Linked DNA regions of Homo sapiens: region 1 is linked to region 2. The links are chromatin contacts, found by Hi-C or POLR2A ChIA-PET in ENCODE. All regions are on one chromosome and are shown on one strand. Each heading gives the region's core, a stretch centred on a gene start or an enhancer-like site at or near the end of the contact. The rest is flanking DNA. Distances are from core to core; before and after follow the strand shown.

Region 1 (4,888 bases), core at 503-3,002, 3.0 Mb after region 2:
CACAACAAAACAAACAACAAAAAAATGCACAAGCTGCTTTTACTTGTTTACTTATAAGGTAACAAGTGGGCTGGGTGTGGTGGCTCAGGCCTGTAATCCCAACACTGTGCGAGGCAGAGGTGGGAGGACTGCTTGGGTCTAGGAGTTCAAGACCAGCCTGGGTAACATGGCAAGACCCCATCTTTTAAAAAAGTAAAAAATTAGGGCTGGGCGCGGTGGCTCATGCCTGTAATCCCAGCACTTTGGGAGGCCGAGGCGGGTGGATCACCTGAGGTCAGAAGTTCAAGACCAGCCTGGCCAACATGGCAAAACCCTGTCTCTACTAAAAATACAACAATTAGACAGGCGTGGTGGCACGCGCCTGTAGTCCCAGCTACTCAGGAGCCTGAGGCAGGAGAATCGCTCAGCTCACCCAGGAGGCCGAGGTTGCAGTGAGCCGAGATGGCGCCACTGCACTACAGCCTGGGCGACAGAGTGAGACTCCGTTTCAAAAATAAAATAAAATAAAATAAAATAATAAAATAAAATAAAATAAAAAATTAGCCGGGCATGGTGGCGTGCGTATGGTTCCAGCCACTCAAGAGGCTGACGTGAGCTACGATCACGCCACTGTGCTCCAGCCTGGGTGACAGAGCGAGATCTCGTCTCTTAAAAAAAAAAAAAAAAGAAAAATGTCCCATTAGTTATTAAACTAGAATTGGGTTCCATTTGGCCACAGAGTTCTGCTTTATTTGTACTTTGCTACCAAACCACAAAAGTTCACCACTTGTTCTATTTGCCATTCTTCCTTTTAATTCCTCATGAACAAACTTAATAAATTAACTACAGCATGTCAAACAACCTTTTGCAACCCTTGCAATTTCAAACTCTTGGAGGGAGGCACCCCTGGCCTGGGCCAGCAGCCTCAACGCGCGGGAGCGAAGGGAGCGGGACAGCGGCTCCGCTTGCCAAGTCCCCAGTCAGGGGAGGAGCGGCGTCCCCACCGCGGTGCCCCTCGGGCTCCACACCCGCGTCTCGGCAGGCGGCGACGCACCGGACCGGCGGCTACCGGGCCCAGACTCCCGCGGGCAGGGCCGTCCCGGAGCCCGCGCCTCGCCGGCGGCGCCGCTCCCCGTTCTCATTTCTGAACAAAGACGTGGACCGGGCACAACTCGCTGACGCCGAGAGCGGCCGGAAACTGCGGGGAACGCGGGCCCGGCCATCCGCGCGTCCGCCCCGAGCCCCGCAGAGGGGCGGCAGGGCCAGCGACCTCCACCCCTCGGCCCCCCGGGACCCGGACTGCGACCCCTGCCCCGGGGACCCCAGCGACCCCAACGACTCTCATCCCTCAGAGCCCCTGAGATCCTGCCCCGCGACCCCAACGACCCTCATTCCTCAGAGCTCGCGGCGACCCCTGGCCCCGCGAGACCGCGAGCCCGGCCTGTGACCCCCGCCCCAGCCACCCACATCCCTCAGCGCCGCCAGCGACCCCGGCCCCGGCGACCCTCATCCCTCAAAACCCCCTGCGACCCCCGCCCCGCGAGGGCCCCGCGCACCGCTCGCCCGCCGGTCGCCCCGGGCTCCGCGTCCCGCACCAGTGTCCCCGGGAAACGCCAGCCGCCGCAAGCGCTGCCGGACGGCCGGGCCCGGAGGGGACTGGGGGACAGCGAGGGGGAAGCGTCCGCCGCCGGGGCGCACTGACCGTAGCTGTCGTCCTCCTCCATGGTGCGGGAGCCGGGCTCCGCGCTCCGGCTCGCCGCTCGCGTCCCGCCGCGCCACCCGCGCCCCCGCTCGCCTCAGCCCGGCTCGGAGCCCCGCCCCCGGCGCCCCGCGCCCCGCGCCCCGCCCGCCCGCGCCTGCGCCTGCGCCCGCCCCCTGCCCCCGGCCCGAGGCCCCGCCCCTCGCCCGAGGCCCCGCCTTCCTCCCGCGCGCGCCGCACCCCGGGTACCCGGCCTCCTCCCGAGGCTCCGGCCTGCGCACGCGCGTCCACCCGAGGCTCCTCCCCTGCCCCCGCCTCTAGACCACGCCCCCGTCCCGAGACACACACACCCCCCCCCCTTCTCCCGGTCCGCCTCCTGGGGCCGAGCAGGTTTCGGTTTCTGAAGGGCGGTGCAAGTCCCCGGGGTGGCGGACTCGACCTGGCCTGCAGCCAGGCTACTGCACGAAAGCCCAAGGTCGTGTCCGGCCACTGAAGGGCAGGGTGGTCCTTGCTGACGCCAACCTGGAAGGTCAGACCCGGCCCCAGCTTGCCAGGGAGGGCCCGGTCCTTGGCGAAAGGCCACAAAAGCTATTTGAAGTCATTTACTCCTGCGTTCAGAACCTTTACATGCTGTATGTCCTAAGTTTACTGCTTCTACTTCTTTTTATTTGTCCTGAGTTTTACCTGGGTCAAGATTGAAAGGAGGGCACTTCAAGTCCCAGCGTTTTGGATTTTATTTATTTATTGGAGACGAGTTTCGCTCTTGTTGCCCAGGCTGGAGTGCAGTGGCCCGATCTCGGCTCACTGAAACCTCCGCCTCCCGGGTTCAAGCGATTGTCCTGCCTCAGCCTCCTGAGTAGCTGTGATTACAGGCATGTGCCACCAGGCCCGACTAATTGTATTTTTAGTAGAGACGGGGTTTCGCCATGTTGGCCAGGCTGGTCTCGAACTCCTGACCTCAAATAATCCGCCTGCCTCGGCCTCCCAAAGTGCTGGGATTACAGGTATGAGCCACCGCGCTCGGCCTTCTCTTTCTTTATGACAGAGGACAATCCCACTGCTGCAGAATGCCAGCACCAGAACCCCCCTTTCCCCCTGCAGTCACTTGTGGCTCCTGCACCCTACACAGAACACTCACTGAGAACTCCACAGAGATCCCTGGACTGCTGGGAATTTTTTGGACCAACCAAAAAACGGGAGTAAAAGCCACAGAACTCTTTCCTTGTGGGCCCACCTGTCCTGAGTTTTACTATTTTTCTTTTTCTTTTATTTATTTATTCATTTTGAGACAGAGTCTCACTCGCTGTGTTGCTCAGGCTAGAGTACGGTGGCACCATCATGACTCCCTGCAACCTCTGCTTCCCAGGCTCAAGCAGTTCTCCCACCTCAGCCTCCTGAGTAGCTGAGACTGCAGGCACCGGCCACCATACCTGGTTAATTTTTGTATTTTTTGTAGAGACGGAGGTTGCTAGGTTGCCCAGGCTGGTCTCGAACTCCTAGGCTCAAGTGATCCTTTCTCTTTGGTCTCCTTCCTTGGCCTCCCAAAGTACTGGAATTACAGGCGTGAGCCACCACGCCTGGCTGGATTCATGATCTTAACCTTCACTGACTTTACCAGATTGTCCAGTTTTACAGGTGACCTTAGAGAGTCACATTTTGGCCCTAACGTGTCCTTGGGCTTCGGCGTGTGAGGTCAGAGACCCAGCTGCATTTTGTTCCTCTTGGCCTAGACTTAGGACACTTTTAGAATTGACCCCACATTGACCTGGCAAATCTTCTCAAACCATCTGTCACATGGGCTAATGGAGCACTGAGCCTCTCCCCCAGTATTTGCCATCCTCTGTTTCACTCCCTACTTCACTTCTAACCCCAGACTCACCAGAAGGTTCAAGGTATCTTCGAGCTGGCTTTCTTCCCTTATCAGTATGCAAGTCCCAGACCACCTCAGCTCTTGCTCAAAGACCAGAACTCCAGAAGAAAAGCGATTCAGATGGCATGTTAATTCTTACTATCAGCACTCTAGACCTCTTAGCTGAACTCACCAACTGAATAGATTTGGAGAGGGAGGGATACTGGTATTACTGCTAATCACAGATTAGCAGAGAACATGACTGTTTACAAATTCTGTTCCCTTATATTGTTCCATTAGACTGGTGTTTTTCAGCTGGGTGAAGTGGTTCATGCCTATAACCCCAGTACTTTGGGAGGCCAAGCTAGGAAAACTGCTTCAGGGCAGGAGTTCAAGACCAGCGCGAGTAACATAGAGAGACCCTGTCTCTACAAAAAATTAAAAATTGTCGAGCATAGCGGCACACGCCTGTAGTCCTAGCCACTCTGGAAGCTGAAGTGGGAGGGATCCTCTGGGCCTGGGAAGTTGAGGCTTCAGTAAGCTATGATTGCACCACTGTGCTCCAGCCTGGGGGACAGAGTGAGACCCTGTTTCCAAAAAAAAAAAAAAGAACAGTGTTTTTCAAACAGCGGGTCATGACTCTTAATGGTTATGAAACAAATACTTATTAGATGAAAAGAAAATAGAATTTTTAAAAAATTGTAGTCTATCACACATAATACAGAGACAGTGTTTGTTCTGGTTGCAAATGAATGCATGCATGTGTCCACTGGGTAGGGCTATCCCTGACCATGGATGACTGTCAAAGAAACACAGAAGCTACTCCATTAGATCACATTCATGATCAGAGATTTTTTTTTTTTTTTTTGAGATAGGGTCTTACTGTGTCATCCAGGCTGGAGTGCAGTTGCACATCTCGGCTCACTGCAGCCTCCACGTAGCTGGGATTACCACCATGTGCCACCAAGCCCAGCTAATTTTTGTGTTTTTAGTAGAGACAGGGTTTCGCCATGTTGGCCAGGCTGGTCTTGACATCCTGACCTCAGGTGATCCGCCCACCTCTGCCTCTCAAAGCACTGGGATTACAGGCGTGAGCCACTGCGCCCAGCCAGAGAGGTCCTTTAGCTGTTATCTTTGCATGACATTTGGAAGCCGAGGCTAATAGACATCCAAATGCAGCCTACTTGCAAGCAGGAGTTAAGTCAGTTTCACTCTCGTATCTTGTATTTGTGCCCCCAGCCCTTGGAGCGTAATGAGAAGGAGCCGGCGGCAGGGAGACAGGAACCACAGGACTCCACTCCAGCTGTGGATTCTAACCCAGACCTCTTCCCCCACATCCACTAATTCTTCACAGAACCTTT
Region 2 (5,147 bases), core at 2,506-5,005:
TGGGTTCACACCATTCTCCTGACTCAGCCTCCGAGTAGCTGGGACTACAGGCGCCTGCCACCACGCCCGGCTAATTTTTTTGTATTTTTAGTAGAGACGGGGTTTCACCGTGTTAGCCAAGATGGTCTTGATCTCCTGACCTTGTGATCCACCCGCCTTGGCCTCCCAAAGTGCTGGGATTACAGGCATGGGCCACCGCCCCTGGCCGGTAATTTTTTTTTTTTTTGAAGTGGGGTCTTGCCCAGTCACCCATGCTAGAGTGCAGTGGTGCAGTGACCACGGCTCACTGCAGTTTTGACCTCCTGGACTCAAGCAATCCTTCTGCCCCAGCCTCCCAAAGTGCTAGGATTACAGGCATGAGCCACCATGCCTGACCTTCAGAGAATTACAGTACGTAAGTACAAATACCTCAATATTGACTTGTCACACCAGTGGTCAAGTATCAAACAATGAGAAAAAAATGCACACTTTGAAAAACTAGCTCAGCTTCATCTCAATCTCTGGTATCAAATTCCTGTTATTATTTCAGCCTTCTTAATTTTTTTTTTTTTTTTTTTGAGACGGACTCTTGCTCTGCTGCCAGGCTGGAGTGCAGTGGCGCGATCTCAGCTCCATGCAACCTCCACTTCCTGGGTTCAAGCGATTCCCCTGCCTCAGCCTCCCAAGTAGCTGGGATTGTAGGCATGCGCCACCATGCCCGGCTAATTTTTTGTATTTTAGTAGAGACAGGGTTTCCCATGTTGGCCAAGATGGTCTCGATCTCTGGACCTCGTGGTCCGCCTGCCTCTCGCCTCCCAAAGTGCTGGGATTACAGGCGTGAGCCACCGCGCTCAGCCAGCCTTCTTAATCTTAACGTGCACATTATGTATTTAATCATCATATACCTAAATTTACTGTGATAACCAACTTTGATTTCTGCCTTTGACTCAAAATTTGAGGTAGGGAAAAATTACATGATTTTATTAATGCCATGCTGAGAAGAGAAACCTAGGTGGATTCTCATGCTTTATTCTCAAACCTGTGTCAAGTTAAGAAACAGGGGACTGTTTAGACACACATATGAGGCTGTCAAATTCTCTGGGATGCAAACAGAAAAATAACTTGTCATCTTTTTTTTTTTTTTTTTTTTGACTTTGGCCTAGAAGAGGAATAGGCTTTCTAAATTGGTCCCCCACTTTGTGTTCCACGATTTTTTTTTTTTTTTTTTTTTTTGAGATGGAGTCTTGCTCTGTCGCCTAGACTGGAGTGCAGTGGCGCCATCTCGGCTCACTGCAAGCTCCGCCTCCCAGGTTCACACCATTCTCCTGCCTCAGCCTCCTGAGTAGCTGGGACTACAGGCGCCCGCCACCACGCCTGGCTAATTTTTTTGTATTTTTAGTAGAGACAAGGGTTTCACCATGTTAGCCAAGATGGTCTCGATCTCCTGACCTTGTGATCCGCCCACCTCGGCCTCCCAAAGTGCTGGGATTACAGGCTTCAGCCACCACTCCCTGCTGTGTTTCACGATTTTTCTAGGTTATACAGAATCCTGTCATTTCCATGCCTTTGTGTGGATGGACAGTCATTTTCTTTCCAGCTTTGCTGATTATTAGAAACTAAAGCCACCCGGAGAAAAAAGGTATGGATATACATTTATCCATTTAAGTATGATTCGTGGAAACAGGAGTCCGGGCGCAGTGGCTCACGCCTGTAATCCCAGCTCTTGGGAGGCTGAGGAGGGTGGATCGTGAGGTCAGGAGTTCGAGACCAGCCTGACCAACATGGTGAAACCACGTCTCTACTAAAACTACAAAAATCAGGTGGGCGTGGTGGCACACACCTGTAATCCCAGCTACTCAGGAGGCTGAGGCAGGAGAATTGCTTGAACCTGGGAGGCAGAGGTTGCAGTGAGCCGAAATCACACCACTGCACTCCAGCCTGGGCAACAGAGCAAGACTCTGCCTCAAAAAAAAAAAAAAAAAAAAAAAAAAAAGGCTGTCTCTCTTACTTCGTAGTCATGCAGGTATGTTTCACTTTTTCCAGATTGGTACAACGGAGGAAAAGCAACACAGGAAATGAGGAAGAATAAAAAATGTTTATACAATGAAAAAAAGCAGAAGAAAACAAAACAAACAAAACCCAACAGTGAATGTGATGTAGTCTTGTAGGCTACTGTCCTAGTTCCTCTTGTTACCAACTTGCTGAGTAACTTTGTGCAAGTTACTTAGCTTCTCTGGGTTTCGGTTTCCTCTTTTGTAAATTAAGCAGTTTGGATGATATCATCTCCCAACTCCACCAGTACACACTTATTCTGAAGCTCATGATATACATCTATTATTTAAAATCCAGTGCTGTGAACTCTATTTCTTCAGTCAGATCACACTTGAGTATTGTGAGGCTAACATAAACCAAGTAACTTGCGTTTAATCATAGGATTAAAGCAATATACTACAACTTTTATTTGTCCTTTTGTAATTTTTCATTTTCAAACGCCCCTAGTGGCTAAACGATTTAGCCTGTTTAGGAAAAACCAGTTTCTCAACTCTGTGATGTGGCTTCTGATGTGAGGGAACTTGGAGCTAAATAAAATAAGTATGTGTCACTCAAACATTAACGATTTTCCATTAGCCCCACCACCCTTCATCCCTAAGGTTATTTGGAATGTGTTTCTTTAATGAGATAATCATTTGTTAATATAATCCCATCTAAGAAAATATAAATCAAAACCAGTGGATTTGAAATAGATTCAATATGAAAAACCAAATTAAATGACAACGGTTAAAATATCTACGGAGAACATTCTAAAACTCACAGAAACAAATGCCTAGGTCTGGGGCATCTGGCTTATTTTATAAAGTGAAGAACTTTGCTTGACTGGTGGGAAGCAGAGAGGGGAAAGATAATGTCCCAAGTAAAAAGGCTGACGTCCAGACAAGAAAACTAGAGTGGATAAATACGGGCACGCCCTACTCAAACCCAGGCCTTTCCTCTGGACCCTGTGATGCTTCTCAACACTGGCAACTTGTCAGTGTACCTCAGAGACTATTCTAGGCGGAGATTAAATTCGTCCTTGGCCCTTAATGTACTGGAAACAAGTTGGTCAGGCCAGGTGTCAGGCTGAGAAAGCACACAAGTCGTGGAGTTCCAGGTGTCGAGTTTGGCAAAGGTAAATGAAGCGCCTCGGCAAAGGCGCGGGAACTGTAGCGTGCGGTGTACCTCCTCCTTAGCAAAGCTTTCTCAATGCCTCTTAGGTTAGACCCGCCGCAGGGATGAAGGGGTTGCTGGCGGATTGCAGGTGCCTGCAGCACAGGGCCCAGAACTAAGAACCGACAACACAGATTCTTAAGCCCTGCTTGGAGCACTGCTCTGAGCTGGCATTAGAACCGAACCTAGCTGTACTAAGTATAAAGGCAAAGTAGTTATGACACTGTTGGCAGTGAAATTATACTTGGAACTCTTTCGCAGAAATCGCTAGGGCCTCCCTAGCTCTGGGCCCCTTCTCCTCCAGGCGCTCCAGTTTCATGGAAAGGCTTCCCTATGAAACTGAAAACGCGCTGGTAAGAAGGAGAAATGCGACCGGACTGCAATTCCCAGAAGCCGTCGCAGGCCCTCAGCATCCGGGACACTAGCAGCAAGGATCCCTGGGTATTGTGGTCCTGTGCTTTGCCAGCAACCCTCTGCCGACGGTAAAATTCCAGCCGGACATAGAACCACAACTCCCAGCAACCCCTGCTGCCGTGTGGGGGGTCTTCACGTTCTCGTGGCGCGGCGCAGGCGCACTGGGTCCTCGGCGCGGACCGCGCAGACTGAATAATAAAAGGGGAGCGGCGAAGAGGCAGGAAGACAAGACCATGTCGAAGGGCCCCGGGCCCGGCGGCTCCGCAGCTTCCTCGGCGCCCCCGGCCGCTACCGCTCAGGTGCTGCAGGCACAGCCCGAGAAACCGCAGCACTACACGTACGTAGAGCCCCCCCCCCCCCGCCGCGCGCGCACGCCTGACGTCAGCGGCCAGCGTGAGTCACGCGCGCAGGGAGAGCGCGAGGCGGCCTCTTCCTCCCCCCCTTCCTCCTCCGGCCCGGCCCAGACCGGTTCCAACCTGCTGGGGCCGGTCCCAACTGCCTCCAACTGCCACCAACCTCTGGTCGGGCTGTGGGGCGGGAAACTCGGTCCCGGCCGCCGAGTGGGGAAGGCGGGAGCTCGGGATGCAGAGTGCACTCTCCCTAGGCCAGGCCTTCGAGGCCTAACTGTTCCTCAGACCATAAAACCACAGTAGTAGGCTCCTTTGGGGCAGTGAGAAGTCCAAGACACAACCAAGAGGAGTTCCGTGGGGTCCAGCCCCAGAACCCACCTATGAATGATGATTAACGTGAAGTCCTGTCAGGAGATTCCGTGCAGTTTGCGCAGGAAGCCTTTTGTGTCCCTAAGGCTCGTAGGTTGTCCACGAGGGCCACACTTGCTTGAATTCACAGTCGACGTAGATAAACATGCAAAGATGGAAACGTGTCCGTGCGTGCCCATGACCGTTTCCCTCGCGGGCTGTGCGGAGCCTGAGTCTGGGAGCCCGAAGGTGATGGGTTCCAAGTATGTCTGCAGGCTCAGCAGAAATGTAGCATTAGAGGGAGCCCCAAATACTGACACTACAGGAGTCCAGCAGGATGGGAAAACCTCTTCCTGGAAGTCTTGCATCTGTGTGCTTTTAGGTCGCTGTCTTCATTTCCTTCAAGCCACGTTAAGCATTCCCTAGAGTTAGGTGATGTGGGAGAAAGATGAATAAGGGGCGGTTTCTCCTGTTAAGCAAAATGTTGCTTTCCATTTTCCCTGATGCTCTGTGAATGCCTCTCATCCCCATGGGCTCCTGAGTGATGTGCATGTTTAAAAGGATCCCCAGCTGCGAGAGGTTTTGGAACCTGGGGGGTTGAACAGCTCTTAAGTTGTTCAGTGAACGAAGAACAGAATCATCTGTTGGAGTAGAAAGAACTCAAACCAGTCAGGAGGAACTCTTGTTATAGAAGACCTTGGGAAACTGTTCTGGGGTTGGGGAACATTGGTTATAGGAAGTGTATGGTTTCTTTGTGGGATTCTTTGTTGTTGGCTGAAATCATTTAAGCTTCTTGACTACAGTCTGACTCACGTTAACCATTCCTTTTCTGATATGGACATTGCTTTCCTG

What was found. A loop is a pair of places that touch in the nucleus more often than their neighbours do. ChIA-PET counts read pairs that join two places held with the same protein, here RNA polymerase II (POLR2A). Pooled maps may share reads with other maps.
Region 1: a loop to region 2 is called in a map with no recorded cell type, with 8 times the contacts of the local background. The contact joins the promoter of CYTH1 here to the promoter of UNK in region 2. A Hi-C loop is called at or near these places in 1 of 37 single-sample maps with no recorded cell type and 6 of 50 pooled maps. POLR2A ChIA-PET finds 5 or more read pairs at or near these places in 1 of 52 experiments (naive thymus-derived CD4-positive, alpha-beta T cell).

Annotation. Positions count from the first base shown.
Region 1 is chr17:78,780,521-78,785,408 of GRCh38, forward strand. CYTH1 (cytohesin 1) reads right to left here and starts at 1,753. Exons shown (of 14, transcript NM_004762.6): 1 at 1,682-1,753. The coding sequence starts at 1,703. RefSeq lists silencers at 873-1,272, 1,533-1,812, 1,853-2,012 and a cis regulatory region at 4,538-4,888.
Region 2 is chr17:75,781,051-75,786,197 of GRCh38, forward strand. It overlaps UNK (unk zinc finger), which reads left to right and starts at 3,756. Exons shown (of 16, transcript NM_001080419.3): 1 at 3,756-3,934. The coding sequence starts at 3,831. MIR4738 (microRNA 4738) reads right to left here and starts at 3,557; the gene lies at 3,471-3,557. RefSeq lists enhancers at 2,108-2,287, 3,850-4,428, 4,018-4,417, 4,429-5,006 and a silencer at 3,818-3,957.